Regions from separate parts of the Mus musculus genome. Here region 2 is linked to region 1. A link is a loop called in an ENCODE intact Hi-C map of the cell type or tissue named here. Cell type or tissue: left cerebral cortex. All regions are shown on one strand. Each heading gives the region's core, and the rest is flanking DNA. Links, peaks and the distances in the headings are about the cores only.

Region 1 (15,745 bases), core at 6,465-11,464:
GTGCTGAGGTTAAAGTCATCCACCACCACACCCAGCAACCAGTGACATTATAGTGGACAAGCAGGAGGTATTGCTAGGCACAGGAATAAGCACTGTATGTTGTTTTGAGTTGTTTGTTTTGTTTTAGTGTTTTGAGACAGGGTCTCACTGTGTAGCTCTGGGTGGCCTGTGCTCACAGAGATCCACCTGCCCCTGCCTCCCAAGTGTTGAGATTAAGGCATGCACCACCATACCCAGGCCCACAGGAAAAATAATTGTGCTTCTTGTTCTGATAGCTATACAAGTTTGGAAAAACTTGTTCTTTTAAGTATTCAAAATAGCCCCTTCTGGTAGCCATGACCTCTAGCCTGAGCTCCTGGGCCCCACTCGTGGGTGTTTACTACTCAAGGGTGACGGCAAGTCATACCTGTAAGGATTTGTGTGGAGAATGTCCCAGAAGTTCATCTCAGTACAGAATAAAGATGCTGCGTGGGGCCAGGGATGGAGCTCACTGACAGCGTGCTTGCCTCGTATTGCTTAAGGCTCTGGTTTATAAATAAAATAAACCCTGGCCAACTACCAAGGGAGCTTCCTAGGGTTTCTCCTCTCTTAGAGTCTGCTTATTTGGACTAGATAAAAGTGAGGGTTTTTATTTTTGTTTTGTATTGTTTTCTTTGGGGGAGGGGTGTTGTTTTCCATGACAGGGTTTCTCTGTGTAGTCCTGGCTGTCCTGAAACTTATTCTGTAGTCCAGGATGCTTTTGAACTCAGAGATCTGCTCACTGCTGCCTCCATAGTGCTGGGGTTAGAGGCATGCGCCACCACAGGGCGTTTCTGTATTTTCCAAACACAGAGGAATGCTGAGAGGCACTTACATGTAGTCTGTCAGCTGGGGCCCTGAAACATGATGGTGAATTTGAAGTCTTCCTACGCTGTGTAGCAAAGCCAACGCAAGCTTGGCCTACAGAGTGAGACCCTGTCAAAACAAAACAAAACAAACAAACAAACAAACTGATGGATTTAATTTTATCAGCCTAAGAAAACTAGGCCACTATGTCAGGAGAAAAACTGAGAAAACTTAGTAATATTAGTAGTTATTTAATTTTATTTTGAATACTTTATTTTCTAGGTTAAAAACAGCAAAAGCAATGAATTTGAGTTCTTGGATCACCTGATGTGTAATGCCATGCTCATTCCTAGTGTTGACTGGTTGCCCAACTTTTATTTTATCTTGGTTATCAAGGGCCGTGACCTAGTATCAAAGCCATGCTATTTCTGCCTGTTGACTTTTGTTGGGACCTGGATTTTAAACTAACACACTACCTTCCCAGCCTATCAATTGACAAACTATTTTGGTACACTCTCCTCTATTACAGGTTGGGGGAGGTGACACTGAAGGATTTTAAAGCAGCTATTGATCGGGAAGGGAATCACCGATACCACTTCAAAGCACTGGATCCCGAGTTTGGCACAGTCAAAGAAGAGGTACAGAATCCAGGAGCAAGCTGGGAGTGTTACTGGTCACTCCTGAATTAGCTCCCAGAAATACCTGAGTTCCCACCCTAGTCAGTGTTCCATTGCTGTGAAGAGACACCGTGACTGAGGCAACTCTTAGAAAAGAAAGCAGGTTCCGTCCATTATCATCATGTGGGAAGCATGACATGGTGTTGGCTGACATTGTGCAGGAGAAGGAGCTGAGAGTTCTACTGAGTGGTAGAACTGGAGTTCTGCTGTTCTGGCAGGAGACAGACAGACAGACAGACAGACAGACAGACAGACAGACACTGGGCTTGGCTTGGGCCTTTGAAACCTCAAAGCCCATCCCCAAAGGCAAACTTTCCCCAACAAGACCACCTTTGCTAATCTCTCCCAAGTAGTGCCAAGTAGACCCCCTGATGTCTAAGCATTCCAACATAAGAGTTTATGGGGAACACTTCTTATTAAAATCACCATTCTACTCCCTGACCCCCATAGGTTTGTAACCATGTCATAATGCAAAAATGCATTCAGTCCAACTTCAAAAGTCCACAGTCTGTCACGGACTCAACACTTTAAAAGTAAAGTCCAAAGTTCAATATCTTTTTGGAGATTCAAGGTGCTCTCTTAACTATAACCCCCTGTAAAATCAGAATCAAGAAGCAGTTCACATGTATAACAGACAATGGCGCAGGTTATACATTTCCCTTCCAAAAGAGAGGGAAGGGGGCAGAGAGAGGAAATGCTGGACCACAGCAGACCCACTCCAGTCTGCCTCTCCGTGTCTGACGGCAGAGCACTCTTCACATCTCCAACTCCTTTCAGCTCCTTTGACTGCAACAGACTTCTTTCTCTTGTGCTAATTCTCCACCCCCTCTCTGTGTGCTGCAAGTCAGGGACAACTTGTGGAGTCAGGATGTAATTTTCTCTTTCCACCATGTGGGTCCTGTCATTGAATTTAGGACATTGACAGTGCCTTTATCCACTGAGACATCTCACAGCCCTTAGGCCTCTTTTACCAGCGGTGTAGTTTCTGTCTTGTTGAGATAGGGTATCACGGGGCTGCAGAGATTGCTCAGCGGTTAAGAGCACTGAGTGCTCTTTAAAAGGTCCTGAGTTCAATTCCCAGCAACCACATGGTGGCTCACAACCATCTGTGTAATAGAATCCGATGCCCTCTTCTGATGTGTCTGAAGACGGCTACAGTGTACTCGTATAAGTAAAATAAATATTAAAAAAAAAAAAAAAAGAGATAGGATATCACACTGTGACCCAACCTGGTCTGGAATTCATAGCTACTCTCCTGCCTCAGCCTGCTGGGCTCTCCAATTACAGGCACACACCACATTTTGGGTTGCGTTTTTCCATTGTGGCTTTTTCTTTTTTAAACTAGGTTTTCCATGATGACGATGCCATCCCTGGATGGGAAGGGAAAATCGTAGCCTGGGTGGAAGAAGACCATAGAGAGAATTAACGAGACCCTGGCCACTCCCTGGCTGCTTCTCTCAGGAAAGAGGACTAACACCAGAGTACGCTGAGAAGTTTCTAATTCGTGCTGCCAAAAAGAAGCTTCTTCAAGTACGATGGTCACGGGCCAGTCCTGTGTGTGTGCCTGGCGTATCTGGTACTTCGAATCTCTGTCCGAAACATAGAGCATGGGTTCGTCTGGAGTTCCTTGTCGGTGGGAACAGTGTTTTATTCTACTCTGAGGACATCAAACCGAAGGCCTTAACCACCAGGGAAGGATGAGCTCTCTCTCCGAGGGGCATGGCTGCTATGATCTGGAACCTGGAAGTGGATGCATCCCTGTCGTGTTGGCCGTGAAGGTTGCAGCAATCAGAGTCCCACCATTTGTACTTACAAAGGCAGAGGTACCAACTTTTCTGCTTCTTTGCAGACATTGCAAACCAGGAGTGATTTGTGAGGTGGTACCAAAGATGAAAGCCCAAGTGCAGACCTGATCTGGACGTGAATGATGCTGACTTGTTGACTGGGTGGGGAGAGGGTTGCCCATATACTACGCCAAAACCATAATTAAGACCCCGAGCTGCCTCTTCCGGTTCTAACAGGCTCTGCAGCTTGTCCTTAGCCCACTGAGGGCATTTTTCACAGACAGTTTGTTTTCACTGGGGACTCTTTAAATTCAGAGCCATTTATTTTTCTCCAAACAGATAAACTTTGTGTTTGAAAAGAATGAGAGAAGCAAGGAGGACACAGAAAGGTGCTGCTACCCACATCCCTTGACTCAAACTCATGGTATCGCCTTTACAAGGAGACAGACCATTAATTACGTGTTTGTGATTTGAGTACTCAGCACCACTTACTGGTCTGCCTCTCACTTCAAGGGTGGAGTTATTTTCTATTAGTTAGCTTGGGCTGTTCCCTTAGGGGACCGTGAACCCAGTGGACATGGAGCGTGAGTGAGTTGTGAATGGCAGGGTTGATTTGAGGTGAAGTTATTCCTTATTACAACACTGTCAAGTATAGAAGCTAAAGAGTTCAACTTACAGACGTTACTCATGACTTGGGTTTTCTCATCCACTCACCTAGCACCATCCGCCAGTCAGCCATGGTTATCTACTAATACAGCCCCTCAAAGCAGTCTGCAACTACTGTACACTGCCAAACAGAAGAGTGGGACAGATGGCTCAGTTCTGGGACCCGCCTGTCTCTGTGTCTCCCATTTTCAGCCATTTGAACAGAATACTCTTTGGAACGCTGAGATAACGTCTTATTGTTTTATATAGACATGTCTTTTAAAAATAGTTCATGTTTGAGAATTGTTTTGTACTCATTTGCTTTTGTCTGAGAACCATGTCTATTTTTATAACTAAGTGACTCTGTGTACTCTCACGTTCCCTACACTCTCCATTTTCTACAGCATCCAGTGCTTTTCTACCGTCTCTTCCTACTGCCTCTCGTGGTTCAGAACAAGCTTGATTTTGTTACCAGTTACTAATGGCACTTAGTTCTGTCCAGCTCTCCCTGCTTTTAGTGGTGGGGGTCTTTTTTATTTTATTTTTTTCTAGTTGATTGCTCTTCTAAAAGACATGAGATCAAAAAGACCTGATGTCTTCCGTGCACGCTGTCCTGGTCTTCTGTTGAAGACCAGTTTTTCCTCAGCTGTAACTAGGAAAGTCCAGGAAAGTCAGCCATAAGCAAGAACAACTCACTGTGAAAGCCAACAGAAGAAAAGTGTTATTTCCGTCTTTTCCAAGTCGCCTGGAGGGATTAAAAAGTCCATGTTTCACCAATTTCTCTGTTGCATGAACTTTAATGTTTTACTATTTGACAGCATGATAGTGATCAGGCTAAACTCCAATACTGTAGTCCAGATACAATTTACCTTCAATGTCTGCCTCTTTAATAAGAGTCTCTCAGCAGTCTTAACATTATGTGAAATTAACTTTTCAGCAAAAATTAAATCAGAGAAAAACTTCAAGTCCTTTACATCGTGTTTTATTTTTTCTCATTTTTGGAAAAGGACCGGCATGACCTCAGTGCCCACATAAAAAGCAGAGGTTGAATTCCAGGGAGAATGGTGTTCATTAATCTCATACCCCATAAGTAAGACGGCCAAGCATCTCTACTAGAGGATTTATTTCATTAATTCCTGTAAACAGTGGGTCAGAGATCTTCATTCCAGTCCATACTTCCGGAGGCTTTAGAGCAGGAGCAAGCATAAATTCATTCTCTTTTGAATAATCTCCTATTTGGCAAACTCAAGGACAGCAGTTCTATACCTGTAGGTTGTGACCCCTTTCCCAGGGGCTGCCCAAGACCAATGGAAAATACAGATATTTACATTTTGATTTATAACAGTAGCAAAATTAGTTTTATGGTTGGGGATCACAACATGAACAGTATTAAAGGGTCGCAGCATTAGGAAGGCTGAGAACCACTGCTCTCGGAGAATCTGTGTCTTGAAACTATTGTTTCCTAGTGATACTGGCGTGGGCTAGCCCATCTTGCTATTGCTGACATCCTCTTTCCTTGGGAAAAACTAGTGGTTCAACCCTTTAATCCCAGCACTGGGGAGGCAGAGGCAAGGGGATCTCTTTGAGTTTAAGGCTAGCCTGGTCTACTTAGTAAGTTCCATGACAGCCAGAACTATTTAGTGAGACTCTGCCTTGAAAACAACAACAAAACAAAAAGCCAAAACGAAAGCCAAAACAAATGTACTCATGTGTAGAAATGTATTTACACAGACATCTATATACACATAAGTAAAAGTAATACAAATCAATCTTTAAAATGCTACTTTAGTTATTTAAAAACCGAAGAGTATCATCTTCTTGCTCAATTCCCTAAAAGTCAGCTGGAACATTTTACAATTTGTACTTAAAACCTGGTGATAGATACGTGCCTGTAATTCCAACATTTGGGAGGCTGAGGCAGGAGGAGTACTAAGTTAATGCCAGTCTGGCCTATACTGAGATCTGTGTCTGAGTTAAACAGAAGTATAGGTTAGATACATTTGGCAACTGCAATGCCCCTTTTGGACTGAGTTTTCAGCTCTTTTGATTGGGATGACTAAATTATGAAAAGACCTTTATGTTCTACATCCAACTTAAGAATACTCGGCTACTGAAAAGCATAGCAGGTATAATTAAATTTTTCACTTTTACTCATCCGTATCATGACTGCACAGTCTTATTTGTCAAACTTGAGAGGTACGGCTGACTTAAAATACATACATGTAAAGCTCTATTTTCTTACAAACATGGGTGTTTGTGACCACTGCTTTCAGAGATTCTTACCATGTATTCTGTTTTACAATGTTTTCATAGACTGTTATGCCAGAAGTTTCCGATGATCAATGTAATAACCTGTTTTAACTGCCTATGTGTACCAGAATTGTGAATAAGTCAAAACCAAACACACACACTATGAATAAAATGGAGTTTGCAAACTAAATCCACTTCTTCATTTTCATTTCTATCTCTTCCCTGAGATGAGCAGTCAAGCCATTTACATTTAGTGAAGGTAAATTTCCTCAAGTGATCTCCCTGGTAGCATGTTTGCTCATTATCAGGAGGGTGGAGATAAGGATTGTTTTATTGCTAGAGATAATTTACTGTAGGTATTTCTAATGTAAGCACAAGATAGATCAAGATGGATTACTGTAAAAAAGGATTAGTTGATTTTCAACTCTTTTGACATCATATGTGAATGTATAAACACATCAGAACCTATGAGTATAAACTGTAACATTAGTCTTCAAATGCAAAATCGAACCCTAGTTAGCTCAGCAGTGTTTAAAACTGAATTCTGAACTCTGCACATGCTAATCATGATTTCTGCCACCAAGCCACCGAGGATCCCAGCCAGAAATAGATAGTTATTTTTTTGAGACAGCATCTCACCATGTTATCTAAACAGATATATTCAGATAATTAATCACTTTCCTTCAGCCTCTGCAGTAGCTGGAATCACAGGCATAGACTATCACCCCAGCCCAGAAATAAATAAGGAATTCACAAATCAATTTAAAGGCTCTGTCTGTCTCTCCCAAATTCAAGCAGCCTCATTTATCACTTAATGTTACCAATTTCAATGCTTGATATATTTCAACTTTTAGCTCCGAGTGTTTTCTTTCATTTGGTTTCTGAATATGTATTTCCAGCTTTATGTTTGAGACAGGGTCTTACCATGTAGACCTAGCTGGCCTGGAACTCAACAGAGATCCATCTGCCTCTGCCTTTCAAGGGCTAAGAATTTTAAGATTTTTTTTTTTTTAAGATAGAGTACATGTAGGTAGCCCAGGCTAGCCCCAAAGTGGCCATCTGGTGCTTGAACAACAGAACAACAGTCATGTACACCATACTGGCTATCAGTTGTAACTTTTTGTCCTCCCAATTTCTTCTTGTGTTCTTGGTATTCTCTGACCATCTGTACACTGAGGAATTGGTAGACATTCAGAGCACGCTTCCTCCTAATTTAATGTCACTTTCAGTTCAGGAATGATAAGGCTAATTACATAACCCATCCAATGGATACATATTGCATAAATGTTGCACATAAATCATTACTCAATAACTGAAAGTCAAGCACTCAGCAGGATTACTGCTATACTAATTCAGAAGACAAGGAGAAACAGCACATAAGATCTTCATCTGCCTCACACATTAGTAAGTTTTGTTTTTTTTTTAATCTGATGTGTGTACCGCATCAGAAGGTCTGTTCGTGACTGCACAGCATACAAAGGTGACGTCACCAAGTGTTGATGCTGCTCAGTGACACTAGGATAGAAAATGAGGGAAAATATACAATATTTATCTGAGACCGAGTTAATTTGCTTAATTAAGTTGCATCCATTTTGTGAATGACAAACCCCATTATTTGTGACTGAAAAAAAATTACATTGTGTCTATACCCATTTTCAATAGACATTCTTTTAGGATGGACACATAGTTTAGTCCTATAAATGAGATACCCGTGTGAACTGTGCTGTCAGTCTAAAAAAAAATCGCTTAAATAGTTACTACAATACATAGAGTTGATTTATAGTTGTCAATATTGAGGATGCTGCTTCAGATAAATATGTACCATATGAGCTGGCAAGATAGCTCAGTGTTGGTCTGGAGAGATGGAGTTGGTTAGCATATACACAGAAAATAATGTCATAATTTAATATATATATATATATATATATATATATATATATATATATATATATATTATATATATACATAGAATAGGAAAATCTAGGGAGACATTTACTGGAAAATTTAGTCCTAATCTCAAACCAAAATTCACTGATTGATTTTCTATGAAATTCAAATCAGCCACGGCAATTTTAAAATCCAAATACTCATAACAATTCAACCTAAAGATTATACTACTATAATGTTTATATAGAAGGGATAACTGTGGGAAATGTCTTTCTGCAATTAAATCATTATGCTCACGTGAGAGCAGAACACTTTGTACAGTAAAACCAGTGCGAATCACACCATACACGGGGAATCTGTGCCAAGGTGTTTCAGGCAGTGTTGGCTGGCCTCGTGTGACACCGAGGGCATGGCAGTACAAAGGGCACGGGTGTCCTCACAGCCACAGCTGCAGCGACGCGGTAGGATTCAGTGTAGGCAGCAGTAGTGAGAAACAACCTAGGTTGGCGCGGCTGGGTTCGGCAGCTTTTCACTGTTGCCATTTTTTTTCTTTTGACCCCACATTGTTACTCCATAGTTTAAGAAAGGTTTCTGTTGTTGTTTTCCTATTGAATTCACAGAACTGCGGGACAGCACGACAACGACTTTCGCAAAGTTGTATCTTAAACCTTTCTTTAAAAAAAAAAAAAAAAAGAATCTCAGTATGTAGCCCAAGCTGGCCTGGCAATGAACAGCATTAAACCAGGCTGTCCTGGAATCTAGGGTTCCACCTGCCTCTGTCTCCGTAATGCTATAATTAAAGGAATGTGTGTGTGTTAAAATATTTTCGCTATTTAAGAGGATACGGTGGAAATCTGGGGGTAATAAAACTGCTTTTTACAAACAAGTATCTTTATAGAGGAAATATAATTAGTCTTCTGTGACTAACTGGAAATGTGAAAATGTACCTTTCTCTTGGCTGCCCTTCACATCATTTGGCTGAAAACCCTGCTGCTCCCGTTTCCGGTGGGTTAGGGACCTAGGACAGCCTGCACGGGGCGGGCTCTGCAGCCAAGGGTCACCCCCTGATCCCCCGTCACTCGAGGGCCTTTCCTTTCTCCAACTTTCCAAGGTGCGCCCGCACCCATCGACCTAAAGCTTTGCATTACTGTCAGCCCGGGCTCTTTTCCCCAGCTTTTTCTTAAAGCAAAGGCGGTCGTTCCCTTTGGCACCGCCTCCCTGCCCTCAGGCTGCAGCCGGTCCGACTCTCGGGTCCCTTAGAGCGGCCCTGGTCCGTACTTCCCATCCTCTGCGACACCTCTCCTAGGGCCTTTCCCGTTTCTCCCAAACGTGCACCGCCCCCGCACTGCCTCGCAGCGCCTTCGTCACCGCAGATCCTAAGCGGCAGCCTCCCGTCCCTCTCGGGTGTCTCCGACGCGTCCCCCCCGCAGAGGGGCACGGAAACCCTACGTTCCGGTCGCCCGTCCAAGCAGCCGCTTTTACGACACTGCGCGACCGCAGTGCGCGGCTGACGGCAGAGCCGCGCTGCTCTTGGAGAGGTCACTCCGGAGACGGCGGAGCCTTTGGGGCGTGGGGGTCGGTGGCAGTAATGTGGCGCGTCTGTGCGCGGAGGGCGCGGAGTGCTGTGCCCAGGGATGGGTTCAGGGCTCGGTGGGCGGCCTTGAAGGAAGGCCCCGGGGCCCCATGCGGGAGCCCGCGGATTGGCCCCGCTGCGGTCCGTTGCGGTAGTGGGATCCCCCGCTATGGGGTCCGCTCCTTGTGCGGCTGGAGCTCCGGCTCCGGCACTGTCCCGCGTAACCGCTTGCTGCGACAACTCCTGGGGTCGCCCAGCCGCCGCTCTTACAGCCTCCCTCCGCATCAGAAGGTGAGTGACCCACCCTGGAGCCTGTTGTCCTTCAGAGCCCGCTCCTTGGCGTGGGGAATCCTCCTTGAGAGGCCTCCGACAGCCAGCTCCCTCCCAGATCTATTACGGTCCCTCGCCCAAGACCTTCCCAGTGGGCATCTTTTCTATTGAAAGAGGTCTAAGCCTGCGGCTATGGGCAAAAGGTCTGAGAAGTCTCACGTGCTTTCTCAGATCCACTAGACTGACTGGAGGATCAACCTGCCTCTGAAAGTCATGAATTTCTGGAGTGCTAGATCTCCCTTTGTATCTCCAGTGAACAGTTTGAAATGTGACTCAGTAAATACTCTGCATGAACTTGGGTGGAATGAAAGCACGCCGAGGGCTAAGTATGCCTGTTTAAATGTATGCTTCTTTTTCTGCAGGTTCCATTACCTTCCCTTTCCCCTACAATGCAGGCAGGCACCATAGCCCGCTGGGAAAAAAAAGAAGGGGAAAAAATCAGTGAGGGTGATCTAATTGCAGAGGTAAGTCTTAAAACACGCAGATTTTACCTAAGGGAGTGGCTTTGCTGAATAGACTAAAGCTTAGCCTTCTGGTAGGTAGTTTCCTCTTTCTCTTTAAGAAGCAGCTCCCCTCCCACCTCCCCATTTATTAGAGATGATTGGTTAGCTACGTTGTCAGCAGCTAGCTAAATTGTTTTTGAGATCACGGTGTAACTCTGGCTGGCCTGCAATGCTCAGAGATATCCCCCCCCACCCCCAATGTTACAATGTTAGCAATGCCTAGCTTCTACCCAAAATGTTTTTAAACCGTTCTTTCAAGTCTGTGGTAGTGGGTTTTATCTTCGTATGGATTTCTAGACACATTCCAGTTAACTGCCTCTTGGCAGTACAAACCTAAGCCAGTGCTTTTGTGCTAACAGGTTGAAACTGATAAAGCCACTGTTGGGTTTGAGAGCCTGGAGGAGTGCTATATGGCCAAGATCCTTGTTCCTGAAGGGACCAGAGATGTTCCAGTTGGGTCCATCATCTGTATCACAGTTGAAAAGTGAGTAAAAACAAAAAGAAAAAAAAATCTTTGTAATTTGTGAACATTTGTTGCTTTTAAAGCATTTCAACTCAGATTGGAAGTTAAAGACATGTGAGGACTCGCTGGGAGGTTAGGGATTGGATTTGCTTTATAAATTCTATATTTATGTATTCTTTTTCTTCAGGCCTCAGGATATTGAGGCCTTTAAAAATTATACATTGGATTTGGCGGCGGCAGCTGCCCCACAGGCAGCCCCAGCTGCAGCCCCAGCTCCAGCTGCTGCCCCAGCGGCACCTTCTGCAAGCGCTCCCGGTAGCTCCTATCCTACTCATATGCAGGTAAGACTCAGCCTCTGAGTGCCGGCTCCTGGTGACTTGTTATTAATTATTTTATTGTCATTTTTCTCTATGGGTGGCTATTGTACTCTGAAAACGTGTCATTAACTATAAGTGCCTGTCATTCAGCCGTATTGAGAGATTTTAGCTGTGAAAATTATTCTTGTTGTTTCTAAGTGTGTGAGCCTGGACAGTTTCTTTAACCTTTCTCGGCTTTAGCCCAGGATACAGGATAATGCTTGGCTTTTCTCTTTCACAAACGATGTGAAAGGTTTCGGAAATGACTTTTTCCCCTATGCAAGTAGAATTTAAGTAGAGAACAGGTGCTATTTGCTGAATGAAAGTCCCCAGATGAAGTTTTCCTTTGGTTTAGAGTGGGCTACTTCTAAGCATAGATGAAGTATTCCAGTAATAGTCATTAGTGAAAAAATAACAATAAAGAATAAGTATGATGGTGATGGAGAGCTGGCTCAGTGGTAAGAGCACTGACTGCTCTTGTAGAGGTCTCAGGTTTGATTCCCTGCAACCACGTGGCAGCTCACCACTGTCTGTAAGTCCAGTTCCAGGGGACCCAGCACCCTCACAAAGACATGCATACAGGGAAAACACCAACGCATATAAAATATAAATAAATCATTTAAAAAGAATGAGCAGTATGGAATAAGTCTACAGGATAACATTCTAACAGTGCTGTTGGCCATAAATGTGATTACCACCAACCTAGATCAGCTCTAGGAAACCATCTTGTGCTTTTTCTTCCTAAACACAATCTAATTACAGCTTCCCACCCCAGGTCCTCCCTGCTTCCCTACCTACCCATGCCCTTTCCTTCTTCTTATTAGACATCTAAAAAAAAAACAAAAAACAAAACTAGAATAGGGCCAAACAAACAGGGGAAAAAGAGCCAAAGAAAATCATACCCAGACGCCAAAAGCCTGTGCACTTAATCACAGTATTAGATCTTAGAGTTTTCCTTTGTTTATCTTTCTGTGGTCTTGATGTTGGAAGTAAGTAAAATCTAAAGGATTAAGATTTGGCCTTTCCTTAACTTTATAAGAAGTTTTCTGGGTGAGTCAGTTTCTTCTCTGGAAATCACGTTCCAAGTCTATTGGTAACAATTCCTTATGATGAAATTTTTCCTGGTCTTTAGCTTTCATGATGATTTCTTTCAGTTCAGCAACCTTATTTTGTTACATAAGACCTCTTTTCTCCATTTTATCCTGCTCTGTGTTTAAGTGTTAGAATTGGGTCCTAAGAATCCTTTGAGATGGTAAAGATAAATAAATGAGTGTATTTCTCTTTCTACTGCCCCCCCCCATGCACACTCAAACATACACATTCATACTTTACTGGTGATTGTGCAACAAAGAAAAGAAATTCTGAACAAGAAATAATTTTTAAAGAGTTTCTAAGTCTTGCAGACATGGTGGCACACACCTTTAATCCCAGCACTCTGGAAGCAGGGGCATGCAGGTCTCTGAGTTAGAGGCCAGCTCAGTCTACAAATTGAGTTCCAGGATAGCCAGGGCTGTTATACAGAGAAAACCTGTCCAAAATAAAGATATTTGTTTTTACATGCATTTAGTGTGCACTTAAATGTGTAGAGGTCATTGTGGAAGTAAGTTAGTTGTCTTCTATAACCAGAGTGCGCAGAGAAGGGGGAGCTGGAAAGCGAGGCTTGTTGTTGACTTCAGTGAGAGACTCTCAAGTAAATGAGGGAGATAGCTCAGGATACCTTACATCCTCCTCTGGCTTCTCCACTGCACACTTATATACACCTGTGCATGCATCACACACACACACACACACACACACACACACACACACACACACATCAGAAAGCCTTTTGTTTTTTAACAGTTTAAAAAAATACAATGTATTGTTCCTCTATCTCTGAAGAATGGTATTTAGTTTTGTGGGTTTTCCCTCTAGTCCTGCCTCATGCATGCTAGTCAGCTACTCTTCTACTACTGAACCTCATCCTTTGCTCCCAGAATTGCTCTTAATGTTCAGTTTTAAAAATTGTGTGTGTAGACATGTGCATGCTGGTATTCCCGGAGACAGGATTGGATTCACTAAAGCTAGAGTTACAGGTGATTGAGAGTTGGCCCATCGGGAACCAAACTAAGATCCTATGCAAGAGCAGCAAGTGTTCTGAATCACTTAGCCATATCTTTAGTCCTTAATTTATATATATGTATATATATATGTGTGTGTGTGTGTGTGTGTGTGTGTGTGGTGTGAAATAAGTATGGTTTCTCATGAGTGAAAAGATGCTTATTGCAGAACACAGTAAATTCAGCAGTTTGTCTAGACCAAGATCGTTCTGTAAGAATGAAAAGGATCCACCTCACACAGTCAGAATGGCTAAGATCAAAAATTCAGGGGACAGCAGATGCTGGTGAGGATGTGGAGAAAGAGGAACACTCCTCCATTGCTGGTGGGGTTGCAAGCTGGTACAACCACTCTGGAAATCAGTCTGGTGGTTCCTCAGAAAATTGGATATAGTACTACCTGAGGACCCAGCTATGCCACTCCTGGGCATCTACCCAGAAGATGCTCCAACATATAACATTCCAACATATAACTAGGACACATGCTCAACTATGTTCATAGCAACCTTATTTATAATAGCCAGAAGCCAGAAAGAACCCAGATGTTCCTCAACAGAGGAATGGATACAGAAAGTGTGGTATATTTACACAGTGGAGTACTACTCAGCCATTAAAAACAATGACTTCATGAAATTCTTAGGCAAATGGATGGAACTAGAAAATATCATCCCAATCATAAAGGAATACACATGGTATGCACTCACTGATAAGTGGATATTAGCCTAGAAGCTTGGAATACTAAAGATACAATTCATAGACCACATGAAGCTCAAAAAGAAAGAAGACCAAGGCGTGGATGATTTGGTCCTTCTTAGAAGGGGGAACAAAATATTCACGGGAGGAAAAGCAGAGACAAAGTGTGGAGCAGAGACTGAAAGAAAGGCCATCCAGAGACTGCCCCACCTGGGGATCCATCCCATATACAGTCACCAAACTCAGGTACTATTATGGATGCCAAGCAGTGCATGCTGACAGGAGCCTGATATAGCTGTCTCCCGAGAGGCTCTGCCAGTGCCTGACAAATACAGAGGCCACGCTCACAGCCAACCACTGGACTGAGCACAGGGTCCCCAATGGAGGAGTTAGAGGAAGGACTGAAAGAGCTGAAGGGGTTTGCAACCCCATAGGAAGAACAACAGTGTCAACCAACCAGACCTCACCAGAGCTCCTTGTGACTAAACCACCAACCAAAGAATACACATGGAGCTATCCATGGCTCTAGCTGCATATGTAGCAGAGGATGGCATCAGTGGGAGGAAATGCCCTTGGTCATGTGAAGGATTGATGCCCCAGTGTAGGAGAATGTTAGGTGGAGAGGCGGGAATGGGTGGGTGGGGGAACAGCCTCATAGAAGCAGGGGGATGGGGGAAGGGATAGGGGGTTTCTGGAGGGGAAACAGGGAAAGGAGATAACATTTGAAATATAAATAAAGAAAATATTCAATAAAAGGAAAGAAAAAAAAGAATGAAAAGTATTGGTGGTAACCTAGATCAGTGGTTCTCAGTCTGTGGGTCAAGTGACCCTTTCATATAGGTCACATCAGATAGCTGCATACCAGAAACTTACACTAGATTCATAACAGTAACAAAATTACACTTATGAAGTAGCAACCGATCTATTGTTATGCCTGGGGGTAACAATAACATGAGAAACTGTATTAAAGGGTAGCAGCATTAGAAAAATTAAGAACCACTGACCTGGTTGAAAAGATACTTTGTGTGTCTGTGCAGAGAGGCGGGTGGGAGAGAGGTTTGTTTTGACCATCTGGAAGAAATCTTTCCATCTTCCTGTTGCTTTTCACTTTGGAGGATGGGTTAGGGTGTCTAATCACTCTTGTTTTAAAGGTTGATTTAACTGGGAAAGCAATTAGTACAGACCTTTGTGATGGGTGACAAGGTCTCACTGTATAGTTGGTAAGCATGCGCTTACCTGAATGCTTTTATGCGTCCTGGTTAAGCAGTGATGTGTGGCATTTGTCTCCACAGATTGTTCTTCCTGCCCTCTCCCCAACCATGACCATGGGCACGGTCCAGAGGTGGGAAAAGAAAGTGGGCGAGAAGCTGAGTGAAGGAGACTTGCTGGCAGAGATAGAGACCGACAAGGCCACCATAGGTGAGGAGGATGGCCATCAGTACATTTTTTTGTACTGAGTGAGTGGTAATGTGACATTTACAGTCCTGAGATTTGCTGCCTGGGTCATATTTTATAAAAAGGTCATCACAGCCACACGTGTCAGTTCTGAGCTGTACTCATCAATGGAGGATATGTCAGGGTCTATTCTAAGGCCTGGGTTCACTCTCTTGGCTTTATTTTTATGGTACTCAGAAGTTGTACCAGCACTGCCATTGTCTAAACA
Region 2 (15,745 bases), core at 6,810-11,809, 75 kb before region 1:
CCCTGCCTCCCAAGTGCTGGGATTGCAGGCAAGTTTTGTGTCTGTCTTTTGTTGATGCTCATAATATGTTAGGAGTCATGCTTAATATCTTACACCACTCTATTTAATCCTTACTAGCAATTCCATGATGTTTAAATTCTATTAACAATTTTCATTTTAACACTGAGAACATGGAGGAGGTTCAGGGAAGTTGAAAACCTGTTGAAATTCTCTCAGTTAGTCAGACACAGTCATTCTAACTCCAGAGCCCAGTCTAACAATACTGTGCTAAACATTGTAACCAAAATCTGGTTTGTACCGTAAAATACTAGTAGAATTGGACAATTTTTTTTTGTTTCTTATTGTCATATTAAAAACCCAGACTTCAACATTATTTGAAAATTGATCATCTCTCTTATAGAATATTTATTATAGCCATTTTTGATACAGAAGCAGTAAGCATTTACTGCAGAAAATTTGGAAAATAACCAAGGATAAAAATAAAAAGAGATCCTAAGGGGCTGGAGAGATGGCTCAGACTTCAGAGCACTGGCTGCTCTTCTAGAGGATCCTGGTTTGATTCCCAGCACCCACAGAACAGCTCACTATTCTCTGTCCCTCCAATTCCAGGGGACCCAACATTATCATACGGACATACATACAGGCAAAACACCAGAGCATGTTAAATAAATAAATAAATTTAAGAGAGAGAGAGAGAGAGAGAGAGAGAGAGATCATAGCAAAGACAAGAACATTTTCCTGTGTTCCCATGTTGGGTTTTAGGTATGTATCTTTTAGGAGGGTGGAGTGAGGAAAAGACATTGGAAGCTCAGGATCTGTAGTTACAGGGCATTGTGAAGCACCAGATGTGGATGCTGGAAACTGAACTTGGGTCCTCTGCAAGAACAGTATGCACGCTTAACCACTGAGCCAGCCTTCATACTATTTTGAAACACACACAGTTTTTAATTGGAAAGCATGTCTTTTTATTAGGTTAGTACAAATTTAGTGAAAATTTTCCATGCTATTAGGTGTTCTTTTTCAGCATCTTTTTCAAAGTGGCCACCTGGTTTGCTATTCTCTATATCTACCATTTACTTAGTCACTCATCAATACTGATCAAGTAGGCTGTTTCCTATTTTGAAGTGTGATGCTGCAATGAGACGTCATCTTTATATGGTCATGTACTGGGGCACGAGATTGCTACATCAGACAGTAGATGCACTTATGCTTAAGGGTAGTTATCCTTATTGCCAATTGCATCCTGAAAAGATTGTTTTCATTTTTATTCTTATGACTGCTGTGGAAGATGGCCCATTTAGATTCTTTAAGTCTAATCTCAAACTGATTCTGTCATCTATGGCTATCAGGTTGTGTCCAGGTTCTATGCAATATCCAACTCAGAAACAGGCTCTGTTCACTAAAATTGGATGAGTCTGGTTGTGTAGTCACCCATTAATAGTGTCTCTGTCCACTTCAGTACAAACAAGCAGGAAAATAGGAGTGTGACAGGGAGCAAGGCATTGGTTCCAGTGACCCAGCTCTGACCCAAAGTGAGAGCTGAAGGAGCAGAGGATGGAGCTGGGAGACTGACGGAAGCCATCTTTCTGCCACTCCACCTTTAGTGTTTAGCTAGACCAACCCCCTGGCCTTCAGCAAGTTGCCTCAAAACTGAAAATCACTCCAAAACAGAGGTCTTTATCAGACGTGTGGAAAAATCCTGATTCCCCCACACCCACGGTAGTACAGTCATCATGATTTAGATGTCTGCTTGTCATTCTCTTCCTTTCTCTTTAATTTCCATGAGAAGGAAACTTCCTGAGGAGAGGCAAAATCAGACAGGTGGGGCTCTCGAGAGATTTGGAAATATACTAGCAAGAATAGGCAACCAAAGAAAGTTTGAAACTGTTCACCCTGTTTCCCTCAGACAAGTGCATCAGGCACGTAGACATGTAGGCTCCACTAGGGACCCCAGGAGCAAGGTTGCTGAGTCACTCCCCAAAGTCAGTGTTCCCAGTTCTGGAGACAGAGTGCTCCAAAGGGCATTAAAGGTTAAGCATCTCTCACTTTGTCTGTTAACTAAAAACAAGGACAGGGAAGTAGGAAGGGTAACCACTTACTGGAATAGAGCTCTGAAGGGCCTTGACTAGGTAGGTAGCCCTGGTTGTGACAGCTCCTATAACTCTCAGAATGGAAGTCTCAGGTTTCCAAAGACAGCATGCCCCCTCCCCACCTAAAAAAAATAGCAACGAAGACTCAGCCTCTGGATCCAGGAATATATTCCATAATTTGGCAGATTTCCCTCAGTCTCTCCTGGGATTAGCTTCATAGACAATCCCAGAATAGACTTCAAGCCAGTAACATCCCTGGCATGCAGTGCCTGGTTGCCTAAACCAGTATTTTGGGTTTGGTTATCTCAGTCTTACCGCTGTACTTTCCAGAACCATCCATCTAGGAGAGGCATTGTATATCCTTGGCAAATATGTTCAGGCTGACTCTGGCACAGAGTGAATTTTTGGGGGTGGTGGCGGTGGTGGTGTGGATAGCATCCAAAAATGTGAAGGAGATCACAGAGCAAATGTGACAGGGAGAATGTACAGAGCTCTCCTTGCACACTGGTGATCTGTTTCTCTACACAGGAGCTGCCCATCGACTTTCCAGAAGAAAAGCAAAACAGGTAATAAAGGAGAGGGTATTAAGAGCAAGGGAAATCAGAGAAGAGAGTAAAGCCTTGAGGAAGACAGAGAAGAGACATGACCTTGGACTCGATAAAGGGGAGGTGGTATGACAAAAAGAGTCTTTAGTTTACTGGGTCTGAGGCTAGCCCCGAACCTGTTGACCTTACCTTTCCCATTACTTCAAGGGACAAAGTTGGTTGCCCATGCTCTCATCTAGCTACAGCATACAATTGAGCACTTGTATTATACATGAGCTGTTCTGTAGGTTCCCAATGAGGAAGCATGGCCCAGAGGAGGGTTCCAAGAGCTCTGGAAGAGCAGAGAATCAACTGTGAGAGGCAGATACATGTAAATACATAACTGTAACATCTGCTGGTGCTACAACAGAATACAGAAAAACAAAAACAGAAGCCATGGGTGTAATCTCAAGTTCATAGGTCAACAGAAGAGGGTGCTAGTGGGGCAGAAGAGTTCTCAGGCAAACACTTGGGAGAGAAATGGCTTGGTTGAAAGTGGCCCACTGGTATAACTCAGCACGTACTACATTTTTGTAGTATTTTGTCACCTCATATGACTTCCCAGGTACATGGTAGATTTCCCAAGGCAGAGGAAATAGCTTACTCATCTTTATCTCCCAGAGCATGGCCCAGAGCCTAGCACAGGATGAGTTGTCATTGCATATTCATGGAACTATGTTTGAGGGCTGATGAGCAAGGAGGATGGAAGATAGGGTATCCTGAGGAGTTTGGGAGTAGATTAACAGATGTGAGACAAGTAGGAGCTCAGCCAGAGAGATCTGCTAGACTCCCACGCCAATAGGCGAGTAGACATTTGAAGAGGGCAGTCTCGGTAGAAACGGGAAAGAGACTGAGTTTAAAGCTAGCTTTCTTCCCCCACAGGGAGCCACCCAAGACCCACATTGAGCATCCTGAAGCAGCAACAGCTGTGGCAGAATGGCACAAAGGTAATGGTCGGCCTCTGTCCCCTCCTAGGCCCACTCAGATGTTGGTTCCCAGTGCTCAGCTCTCTCACCCTGAGACAGATTCGTCACAACCATCTGTAGAAATTGCTCTGTCAGGCGGGGGAGATGGCTCAGAAGGTAAAGTCCCCGCTGCGCAAGCTTGACTATCAGAGTTCAGATCTCCAGAAGCCACTTAAAAGCCGGAGGCAGTAACAGAAGCTTCTGTGATCCCAGCACATCCCTACTGGGAGATGGGAAACAGCCGGAAATCACTGGACGGTTTCTAGCCTGGCTCGTGCAGCAGCAAACAACAAGAAAGAGCCTGTTTCTAACAAGATGGAGTGCAGGGACCCTCCTCCAAGGTGTACACACACACACACACACACACACACACACAGAGAGAGAGAGAGAGAGAGAGAGAGAGAGAGAGAGAGAGAGAGAGACTCATGTTGTGTTTGTTACCTGGCTTCCCAGAGGAACACAGCAAGGGGACCTCAGTGTAAAAGGCCCTGCATGGGAACCTCCCTTAATTCTGCTGATTTCTCCCAGGACTATGAGACAACAGCACCCACGTATGAGCAAGTGTTGTACCCGCCTGCATCTCAGAAGAAAACTTCAAACTCCACGTCGGAGGAGAGTGACTTGCATTATGCGGACATTCATGTGCTCAGGCAAATTCGGCCACACTCTCTCCACACAGTGAAATGCCTGCATTCAGAATCTGCTACAGAGTACGCCACCCTTCGCTTCCCCCAGGCCACACCTCAGTATGACAGCAACAACGGAACCCTGGTGTGAGCCCTCGGGAAGACGTTCCGATTTCTACGATTTTACCATCCTGTGGGAATAACCTACTGTTCTCGAGAACAAGGACAATGGCCATGTTTTAATCTTAAAGGACACCAGAGCATCTGGAATTATGGGTCTCCCTACTCTTTCCACTATGAATCTTTTGGTTTGCCACTGTTGTGGTAAGGTTAACTATGGGTGGACTGAGTTCCAAAAAAATATTTATGTGAAAAAAAAAGGTTGACCTTTGACCCCTAACATTATTTGCATTCTCAAATGCAGCAAGAACCCTCTATGCACTTTGGCTGTTTCTGATAGGAGTTATTTAATGATATTTGATTTTCTTAGGGCTTTTTGTCGTTATTTGGTTATGTCTTGGTTGTTTTGTTTTTTGAGGAACAGGATCTCATGTAGCCCAGGCTGGCCTGGAACTTGCTACATAGCTGAAGATGGCCTTGAAATTATGATCTATCCCAGCCTCTTACTACCAGTGCTGGGGTTACAGATGTGACCACTGTGCTAGATAATTATATTCCGTTTTTACACCTATACCCCAAAACCGAAGAGAAACGCTCTTCGGAAATTTTCTGAGCCTTTGCACACAGCCTCGGAGCTACTGTGGACAACCAACCTAATAGCTAGGTCAAAGGCTCCAGACCTTATCACAGAGATGGGACTCCAACTGTTGAGCCTCAAAGACTTCAATTTGTCGACATTAACAGCCACGAGACCACATCCTGGAGAAAGTCTCCTGGCAGGACTGTTAGCTCTCGTCTGAAGAACCTTTCGAATCAATTAATAAATAGTATGTAGAACAGGCTGGTGATTGATTGTTCCTGGAGCTGAATTTTATAAGGTGTCCCAGCCCACACTATTGAAGGTCAAAGGCTGGGGTATGGATTTGTGAACAGACGGCAAGCTCCCATTGGTTGAAGACGGGGAGTAGGCGGGACTAAATGAGCAGGGTGGGAACAAGGAGAAGCGGGGCTGGCGGCTGGTAGGGAGTTCTGGTCTGGAGGCTGGAAGGCGGGTCCAGAGTGGTAGGGGCGGGTTCTAGGTCGGCTGGAGGCGGGGCCTGGAGGGCAGGAGCGGAGCCAAGGCTTGCTAGGGCTGGCTCTTGTCCAAGAAAGGCAGGCCCGAGCGACGCAGGCCTCCGGGTCGCCATGGCAGCAAGAACGCGCAGCTCCGTAAAAGTGCCGGCTAGCCGGAAAGATGCTGAACCAAACGGGCCGATAGTTTATGAGGTAGGTGCCGAAAAGTGGTGAGTAGCTGAGAAATGTCATTACCACCTGTTGAGCCTCCAGATCGGAAGTAGGGACGTGCAGCAGAAACGAGGGTGCGAAGGGAAAAATTTTTCGGTCTAAGCTCTCTCTGAACCCTGTAGAGTCTTAGTGTGCAGTTCTTGCTTAAGACGTTAGAGCTTAGAGATGAGCTGTAACTCATTCCCTTTGCTTAACCCGTCCTGCCATTCTCCCCAAATATACTTTTTGGTTCAATAAGAGGGTGATTCCCTGAAGATGAGTAGAGTACTGACAAGGGAATTGCAACACACACACACACACACACACACACACGCACACACTCACACCGCACATTAGTGTTGCTATTATCAACCTTACAGAGAATCAATGCAAATTTGCAACGGTTGTAGTATCGCATAAAATTCAATAGTCGTTGTCGTTGTCGTCGTCGTACCACCACCGCCACCTTTACTGCAATTGCTAGGCCTTTTCTCTGACACCGACCTAGTTAGTGCAAGAGGGTTTAGAAGAGGTGGGGTGGAAGACTACCCTCGCTGCAAATTGGTAGGGCAACTCCATGGCTTATTTTCTATGTGTTAGTTAGGGGGTAAACAAAATAACCCTTTTCAAGGGTTCTTAACCATGAGGGTCAAATAAAATGCCATAGGCAACACTATGTTAACATAAAATTCTGTAGACAAATTCTGCTGTAGAATTTTAAATGCTGAGCCAGGTGTGGTGTGTGTACCTGTGATCTTACCACTTAGAACGTGGCGACAGGATGATCTGGGGTTCAAAGTCATTCGCTATTACATAGAAAATTGGAGGCCAGCCTGGGTTACATGGGACCCTTTCTCAACCCCCCACACCCTGTTTCAAAGTTCATGCTTCCTGTCGGGAGTTAAACGTTCCTGAGGGTAAAAATAAAAATGAGTTTAAGAAGTTTCTGAAGAGTGAAAAATGTGTCTGGTGCAGATAATCTGGTATTTCTTCTGGTTATCTGAATAAATCCCATGGTTTGTTTTTTTTGTTTGTTTGTTGGTTGGTTGGTTTTGGACATGTATGTGGGAAAGACTGTATGTCGGGGGAGGTGGTGGAAAGTGGAGTCAGGAAAGCATCCTTCTTATCTCTGTGAAAACCTAAGTTAAAGTTGTTTTAAAGTGTCCCTGAAGAACTAGAGAGGTGGCTCAGCTATAAGAGTGGTTACTGCTCTTCCGAAGGACCTGAGTTAGCTCACGACGTCCAGTAACTCCAGCTCCAGGAGATCCATCCCATCTTCTGACCTCCACGGTCACCAACCACCTGCCTCTACCCCCTACACACAGACAAATAAAAGGAAAAAGTATGCAGCTGAGATGACTCTCTCTCTTGCCATTACAATATCTTAGCTGCTCATCAGGGTTCTAAATCTGACACTTTAAGATGACTTAAGTTAATAGATTAAAGGGAGCGCACTGACTCCTCCTAAGTTAATTTAGCTTTTGAATTTTCTCCGACTATGTATTTTCACAGATCTCCTTTTCCTATCTTAAGGTGGCCCTGAATTGGATCTTCTAGGGAATCTGAAGATGGGGACTCAAGTGGTTATGAGAGTCTGTAACTCCTCTATGCCTGGAGCGCCCTCTGTAAGTGCCTGTGTATTGTCAGGAGTGTGGTGGTGACCTTACAGGAATGCCTGTGCTATTCTGTGTAGAGCCTAGAACAAGACATTATTGCCTTCCTTTCTTGCTCCTCGTTCTTGTAGAAATTCTACCTCATTTCTAGAGCATCAATTCATTATATATATATATTTGGAATTAATAAAACCAGAGAGAGATTGGGAAACTCTAATCAGTATATATGAATTATTTAAAAGATCTCAATAGTTTGTTCAAAAATAATGTTAATTACAAAGCATTTGAGAAACATAGCAAATTATGATTAAAAACTTAAGAACTAGCTGGGTAGTACGGTGGTGATGGATACCTTTAATTCCAGCATTTGGGAGCAGATCTCTGAGTTTGAAGCCAACCTGGGCTACAGAATGAGTTCAAGGACAGCCAGCGTTACACAGAGAAATCCTGTCCCCAAAAGAACCCCTACCCTATAAGTCTCCTATCCAGAAGCAAACTGTGAATATTCTAGTCATTATCCTAGTCTGTTCATTTATGCAAATGTTTTCTGTGAAATCCCATTATATGCAAACTTTGATATTGTTAACTTCATGATATGTATATTTGTCTTTGAGTCTTATTATTATTTTATTTTTTTGTATATGAGTGTTTTGCCTCTATGTATGTCTGTGCACCACATGCCTGGGGCTGACAGAGGCTAGAGGAGGATGTTCAGTCCCTTGGAACTGAAGTTACAGACAGCTGAGAGCAGGCATATAGGTGCTACTAATCAACCCTGGGTCTTCTGGAAGATCAGCCAGGGTTCTTTTTTTTTTAATTTATTTTATTTTTATTATATGTAAGTACACTGTAGCTGTCTTCAGACACTCCAGAAGAGGGAGTCAGATCTCATTAAGGATGGTTGTGAGCCACCATGTGGTTGCTGGGATTTGAACTCAGGACCTTCGCTGGAAGAGCAGTTGGGTGCTCTTACCCACTGAGCCATCTCTCCAGCCCCCAGCCAGGGTTCTTAACTGCTGAGCCATCTCTCCAGCCCCTACTTGGTTGGCCTTTTGAGGAAGAGTTTTGTTATGTATCCTAGTCTGGCACTAAAATCACTGTATAGCTCACAGTGAGGCAAATCTCCTGCCTCAGCCTTTGAAGATCTGGGATTACAAGTATGCACTACCACTTTCCAAGGGTGCTTTTCACATCTACATTGATGCCCCTGGAGTGATATTTAACATTGTCTTTGCTGATCATTGTAGAACCAATGAAGTCTGTGGGAAAAAAAAAAAGTATGCACTACCATGGCCAGATTTGCTATAATCATCTTGACTGTTGATCAGTCCCTGTTCATTGAAGTTTTGAATCTCTCCACCAATCACATTGAAAATAAGCAACCTGGGGACCAGAGAGATCGCTCCGCAGTTAAGAGCGCTGACTACTTTTGCAAAAGACCTGGGTTTGATAACCAGCACTCACAGATGCCTTTAAATCTAGTTCCAAGAGATCTGATGCCCTCTTCTGATCTCTATGGGACCAGGAACACATGTAGTGAACAGGCAAAGCATCCATATATTTAAAGAAGAAAATAAGCCAATGTAAGACTGTTTTAAAAAGATAAGAACTTTTTAAATTATAGATTGGTATTTTATTTTTCCCTTAAACCAAAATTTTATTATGTATAATAATACATCTTGCATATTAAATAACATTATAATAGAGTCATTTGATAGTGTTTTAATGAAGGACTTTGGTTTTAACATTTTATTTATCTCTCTGTGTGTGTGTGTGTGTGTGAGAGAGAGAGAGAGAGAGAGAGAGAGAGAGAGAGAGAAAGAGAGAGAGAGAGTTGGAAGTCAAAGAGAGAGAGAGTTGGAAGTCAAATGGAACTCTTGATTCCCTGCAATGGCAGCGCTCTTAACCATTGAGCTATATCTGGTCTCCAGACCAGATATTTCAAACAGAGTAAAAAAGGAAACATTTTCAGGCTATAGAACCCTTCTCCACAGGAAGAAAAAGTTAAACGTAACTTATTCTAATTGGATCAATGTGGCAATACACTCAGTGATTAGTTGTGTCTTGTTCCTACTGCCCTGATGTCAGTGGGGTCGAAAAGAAAGCCTAGTGCTCACAGCCACGTCCTTGGAGGAAGAGCACGTTTTGGATTATTTATCAATGCAAAAGTGGTTCTTGTTGCTTGAATGCAAAGTAAATTGGCTCCATTTATCCAGGTATGAGCATGCTACAGAATAAGGAAGAATGGTGATTTCAGAGCTTGCGCACATCCTTCAGAGGGCAGCTGAACATCAGAATATGGATTCCAAGACGTGAGGATGCTGAGCCCTAATGAAAGGCTAGGTTTTACCAGTGTAATTAGTAACAGTGAGGCCGGTGGTGATGGGCCAGGCAGAGAAGCATGGGAGCAGTGTTTTCCTAGTTGAGAGACTTGAGCCACTTCCACAACATCCACCAGATGTCGCTGTCTTGGTCCAGTTGTCAATGATGGATGTTTGGCAGACAACCTGACCCTCGATTTAGGAAAAAAAAAATTGTAGAACGCATTTCTGAATCGTTTGCTTTGGCGAATCTGCTCGGGCATGATTTATACCGAGCCCTGCTGTCTGATGGTTACTTTGGCAACATTCTACCCAAGTCTCTCACCACTCTCTCCTATTTTTTCTTCTGCCCGTTTCTGGCTGTCACATCCACCCTGTGTTCTCTGTTCCTTTCATCTGATGTTGTGTTCTCGGGTTGTCTATTCTGCCCTCAACCCTGGTTTCTTACCTCAGTATATGACCTGTATATATGAGTGGATCTTTCATTCTTCAAGATTTTGCTAAAGGAATAGTGCCTGGTACATAAACATAGAATAAGGAGCCAACATTTGTTTAACAAAAGAGTGCATGGATAAGTGAAAAGAAATGACAAGAGGCTACCATAAGTTATACTTGTCTCGAGAATACAGTAAGAGACAGGGAAAGACCCATAGCCTTAGGCTCACCGTGATTAAGAACTAACTGATAGAGCACTGAAGGTTCTAGACCTTTGCATTTATCTGGGTTTGTTTGTTTGTTTGTTTGTTTGTTTGTTTTTTCCAGTGACAGAAATTGAATAGGTTCTCATACATACCTAGCAAACACTTTACCACTGGGCTACATCATCAGCCCTTTAATTCACTGTTTTGAAGTGTGGTCTTATTAAATTGCCAGGCTAACCTTGAACCCTCTGTAACCTACTGAGACCTTGAATATGTGAACCTCCTCAGTTTCCCAAGGAGCTGAGAGTATAGGCTGGTGCTATTAGGCCTGGCTTGGACCTTTGAGTTTTGTTTTATTTTATTATCTTTTTTTTTTTGGAGACAGTTCTATATAACCTAGGCTGTCCTAGAACTCACCCTATATACAAAGATCATACTAAACTCTGGATCCTCCTGCAGCTACCTCCCAGTGCTAAAATTGCAGGCATGTGCCACCATGCCTAGTTTGATCTTTGAATCTTTGGAAAGTTTATTTTGTATTATGTATTTCAGTATTTTTTTTATCTGTATGTATGTGCACAGCATGAGTGCTTGGTGTCCATGGAAGTCAGAAAGGATGTCAGATCCCATGGGCTGGAGTTATGGATGCTTGTGAGTCACCATGTGGGTGCTGGGAACCTAACCTCAGTCTTCTGCAAGAGTAATACCACGCTTTAAACCACCGAGGTTCCCACCCAGTCACAATGACCTTTTCATTTTCAAAAGAAAAGGATTGAGAAATTCAGCCAGTTTTGTATTTAGCATCTACAATGTGCCAGACTCTAAGTCTTTTTAGTTCTGGAATAAGCAAAACATACAGAAGTCCTGTACAAGTTTACTTATGAGCAGGAGACGCTAATGATAAATGAACAGTAAGCGAGATGTGGTGGTCGATGCCTTCAGATGCAGCACCTGGGAGGCTAAGGCAGGAGGATAGCCAGGATAAGGTTATCCTTGAAGGGGGGAGAGTGGGGGGGGCGGGAAGAGAGCTGGGGAGATAGCTCAGTAAAGCAAGCTCTAGGAGCTAAGTTCAATCCCAGGACCCCTGTGAAGATGCCAGTGTAGTAGTGTCCTCTTATAATCAAGAGGCAGAGACAGGGAGCCTCCAGGAGCTGGCTCCTCAGCCAGCTTAGCCTAATTGCTGACTCCCAAGTACCAGTGAAAGCCCTTGTCTCAAAAAACAAGGTGATGGTGCCTGACCCTGACCTCTGGCCTCTACTTGTGTGAGCACACCAGCACATGAGTGCCTACATACATATGTAAGTACCCACCCACTGCCCCACAAGGAAAGGACAAGTGAATGGGGAATCGCCATGGTGATGGCGAAGGCTGCTGGGAAAAATAAAAACACATCAGGAGAGACACCTAGGAGTGTGGGTGTGAGGTGGTATTGTCATTTAAAATAGAGCAGTAAGAGAAGGACCAGGAGAAACATTTGAGCAGGGACAAGCCAGGGAGGTGTGAAGATGAGTAAGACAGACTCTAATCAAGAGTGGTTACAAGAGGTCACAGAGGGCAGTGGTGGCATGCTCAGTTAACACGCACAAAGGCCCTGACTCATTTTCAACACTAAAAGAATAAAGGGAAGAGGAAAAGAGGCAAAAGACAAAACAAAACAACAAACCAACAAACGAAACCAAAAAGTGTGGTCAAAGAAGTTTCACAGAGAGACAAAGGTTGGAGGAGGTGAGCTAACGATGTGGGGAGCAGGAGAGTAGAATGTGGGACACTCAAAGCCAGTGGAGAGTCAGTGTGAAAACTCAGAGGTGAGAATGAGCCTTGGTGATCAGGGAGCTTTCTAGCCTAAACAGAGGCAATCCCAGGGGAAGCCCTCTGAGCCAGACACAAAGAATTTCTATTTGATGTGCTGCAGAAAAGAAGTGTGCAAAGACAACGGGCCCTGGGGTAGCAAGACGAATCTATTGTCTGAGAGTGGTTGGAATGAATATAGACTGGCAAGTGAGAATCTGGAGACAAAAGAGCAGTTTAGCCACTTGAAGTGCAGGGGTGGAGGGTTTACCTAGCCCTGGGTTCTCGGCCCCCAGCACTGTAATAAGTAAATACATACACACATACATAAACCCAGTTTAGAAGCTAGGACATGTTTGCTATCTTGGCTGTTGGGTACAAGCCTGTGTGTGTGTGTGTGTGTGTGTGTGTGTGTGTGTGTGTGCTGCCGCTGCTGCTGTCTCTGAATGTAAATGTGAAAGAAATTGTAAGCATGAGGCCCTTAAAGATCCCAGATGGTATGAGGAAATAAAAGGAAGATTAAGAAATGATTTCAGAGGGTCATTGATTGTCTCATTGTCAGTTTTAAACATTGGTTTATGTAAGCTGCCTTTCTGCTTCTTTTCATCATGAATGACAGCTGTAGTGACTATGTTAAATTTTTCATAGGTGTGAATCTCACACATTTTAGTTTTACACAGAGAGAAGTCACAGGCAGTGTTTTCACCAAATGACAGCTTTGTTTAAGGCTTAATGTCTTAATTATGCAAACATGTTATTACATTTATTAATAGATGGTTTGAATACATTTTTCTAATGTTTCTTTCACTGGTTCATTCATCCATCCATTCATTCATTCATTCATTCATTCATTCATTCATCTAGGAACACTGGGTTAGTACCTTCTGTGTTGCAAGCATCAGATTAAAATACTTTGCTGGGTTGAGCTCAGTGCCAGAGTGCTTCCTTGGCACCTGTAGCCATAGGTTCAGTTCCTGGCTTCACCACTTAGTAATTAGGTCAGGAGCAAAAATCTTTACCCCCTAACCTCTCTTCATATGTAAATATCAACTGCTCACTGTAATTGTGACCATCACACGTATACATATTATTGATTCCTATAGGACATGGGACATAGTGAAATGAGATCAATTTTGCTATTCCATTAGAGATTTGAGTGGCTTTTAGTCTGTGGAAGTACTTGCCATTGCTGGTAAGATTGATGCAGGACTGACTGAGGTCCAGCAGACGCAGACTCTGAGAGAAGCAGGAACCTGTGGAAAGCAGTTTGCTGCAGTTAGTCCTTGCCTCCGCCCAGGCCTGCTGCAGTGGAAGGAAGGGGGTGCAGCTCCCAGAGTGCTTTGTGGCTATCCCATATACAGGCACTGCACTGTATGGATTATCGCCCCAGTCACTGTTCTAACCCACTTCCAATCTGACCCACTTACTGTCCCAGCTCTTTACTGACATTGCAGTAGCATGGAGTAGGGAGCCTGGAACAGAATATGTTCATGTTCCTCTGAGACATAGTTTATGAGCAATTTTACGTTATATGGACCAACAGAAATGTTGTGCTGTTTCTAATCATAAGATACACGCTGTGGTGAGATGGTTCAATGGGTAAGAGTACCCGACTGCTCTTCTGAAGGTCAGGAGTTCAAATCCCAGCAACCACATGGTGGCTCACAACCATCCATAACAAGATCTGACTCCCTCTTCTGGAGTGTCTGAGGACAGCTACAGTGTACTCATAATAAACAAACAAACAAACAAACAAACAAACAAATCTTTAAAAAAAAGATACACACTGTATTTGAGCTATTATAGTTTGAAGAGACGTCTCAATAGTCTGAAACAGAATATTTTGAAATTATGTCATCTATATTTACATGAATTTTAGTTGCCTAGTTGCCTTAGCTATATTTCAAGCATTCAGTAGCCCATGTGGCTAGAAACCACTATTTTGGACAGCATATTTCCATCTTAGAAAGTTATAATAGAAACTACTTCCCTAGGTTTTCAGGAACTATACTATTTATTTATTTATTTATTTAGCCATATGCCTTAAAACAAGTCACTTAGGAACTATACAATTTATGTATTTATTTATTTATTTTGTCATATGCCTTAAAACAAGTCATTTGTCGAGCACCCTGATGCCCTCTAGCATGCGTGGAGGGTTATTGAAAAGGACATGAGCTCAGGCCTCCAAGGGCTTTATTTAGATCTCAGCCACTGTAATGATTTACTGAGTGACCGTGAGCACCTCTCCTGATGTTGTCTCTTCCCTGCATGAAATAAGGTAATGGGCCAAATGAGATCTCTATTTTGAAGATTTGAAATTCAGTATGGGGACTGGAGAGATGGCACAGTAGTTAAGTGCACTCACTGCTCTTCCAGAGGACCCGAATTTGGTTTGCATCACCCCACACTGGGTTGCTCTCAACATCCTGTACCCCGGGGTACTCAACATCCTCTTCTGGTGTCTGATCTCCAAAGGGGACCTTCACACACATAGCACAGACACACAAATACATCGATTATATCTAGGCATGGTACTACGTGTCTGTAATCCCAGCACTTGGGAGGCAGAAACACGAGGACTAGGAGTTCAAGGTCATCTTTGGCTTTTTAGGCAGCTGGAGACCAGCCAGGGCTACCCACGGCCCTGCCTCAAAAGACCAAAATGATAAGCAAATCGGTTGCTTTGTAAGTCTTCTCTCCAAAGCACTGAGCTCCCAGGCGTTGTTCCCATCAAAGACTGGAGTTTTGAGAAACCGTGATTTCTTGGCATGGATGACTGTCTGTAGGCCTCCCTCTGATGCCCAAACTGACTTATATAAACTGAACATTTTGGTTTTTCATCATTAGGTATGTAGATGTGCCATGTGCAATTCTATGCCATTGCAAGTCTGCTCATAAAGGGCCCCATTGTCTTAAACATGGGTTAGTGAGTCTCCTGGTGGTATTTTGCCTTGGACTGAAGGAACAGTAGAGAGTCTTGGTGAACCACCCTGGCTAGCTGGTGGAGGACAGAGAGGTCTCTGACTTGCAGAGCGCTCAGGATCGGTTTCACTTGGTATTACTGCTTTCCTCTGGCTTCAGCCTGAGTGGAACAGTCAGGATTTAACCAGCTGAGCGACCAGCTCAGGGCAGGCTGACACTCAGCTTCCTGCTTCTTGTGGTCAAAGGCACTTTGTTTGTTTTTTCTTCCCCAGAAGAACTTTGTGTTTAGCAGCTTTAGATATCTAGTCAGGCTGCCCCAAGTAAGGGTTTTCTTATCCCCTAGTGACCCGAGGAGGAGGCCATTGGGTTAAATATGATTTAGTAGGCTCATTATAGACTTTTCTTGCTGAGGTCCTAATGGAGTCTGAGGGAGATACAGGATGGCTAGAAAATGGTTTGTAATTCCTTGATTATTGAGTTGCGTGTCCCTGACCAGCTGTGTCCTTGGACAAGGCTCTGATCTCCTCTGGGTCTTAACACTGTAATTTCTCCCTTTTGTCTAGGATCACAAGATGGAATGTAAAATGGACTTTCTTTCTCTCATTCTTTCTTTCTTTTTTAAGATCACTTAGTCCAAGCATGCAAATGACTAGTGTTCTTAAAAATAAACATCAGAGCTGTGACCTCAGCCAGGCCACACGAGAAAGAGGCTCTGTTACACCCAAGGGTGGATGCTTTTACCTGACAATGTACAAGGGCATTCTTGGTGCTTTATTTTAAAACTCACTTATAAAGTATGTGTTCCTTTC

Evidence for each region. A loop is a pair of places that touch in the nucleus more often than their neighbours do. Peaks named below come from ENCODE experiments on the same cell type or tissue, not always from the same donor. Only the 100,000 strongest peaks of a DNase experiment are listed, where the experiment ranks them.
Region 2: a loop joins it to region 1, with 4 times the contacts of the local background. A loop is called at or near these places in 1 of 42 quality-filtered maps.

What each region holds. Positions count from the first base shown.
Region 1 is chr9:50,653,378-50,669,122 of GRCm38, reverse strand. It overlaps Dlat (dihydrolipoamide S-acetyltransferase (E2 component of pyruvate dehydrogenase complex)), which reads left to right and starts at 9,343. Exons shown (of 14, transcript NM_145614.4): 1 at 9,343-9,932; 2 at 10,334-10,435; 3 at 10,834-10,958; 4 at 11,125-11,278; 5 at 15,375-15,501. The coding sequence starts at 9,657. Dixdc1 (DIX domain containing 1) reads left to right here. Exons shown (of 20, transcript NM_001374656.1): 19 at 1,355-1,463; 20 at 2,848-6,371. The coding sequence ends at 2,928. In left cerebral cortex, for the core only: no CTCF peak of the experiment used is centred there; DNase peaks (open chromatin) are centred at 8,522, 8,846 and 9,489; H3K4me3 peaks cover 2,280 bases; H3K27ac peaks cover 1,713 bases.
Region 2 is chr9:50,729,172-50,744,916 of GRCm38, reverse strand. 2310030G06Rik (RIKEN cDNA 2310030G06 gene) reads left to right here. Exons shown (of 4, transcript NM_025865.3): 2 at 2,619-2,656; 3 at 3,557-3,621; 4 at 4,168-5,226. The coding sequence ends at 4,416. It also overlaps a transcript of Dixdc1 not described here. Among named protein-coding and RNA genes, the nearest start is that of Dixdc1, 9.1 kb to the right of the region's middle. In left cerebral cortex, for the core only: a CTCF peak has its summit at 9,710 (motif pointing right); a DNase peak (open chromatin) is centred at 9,712.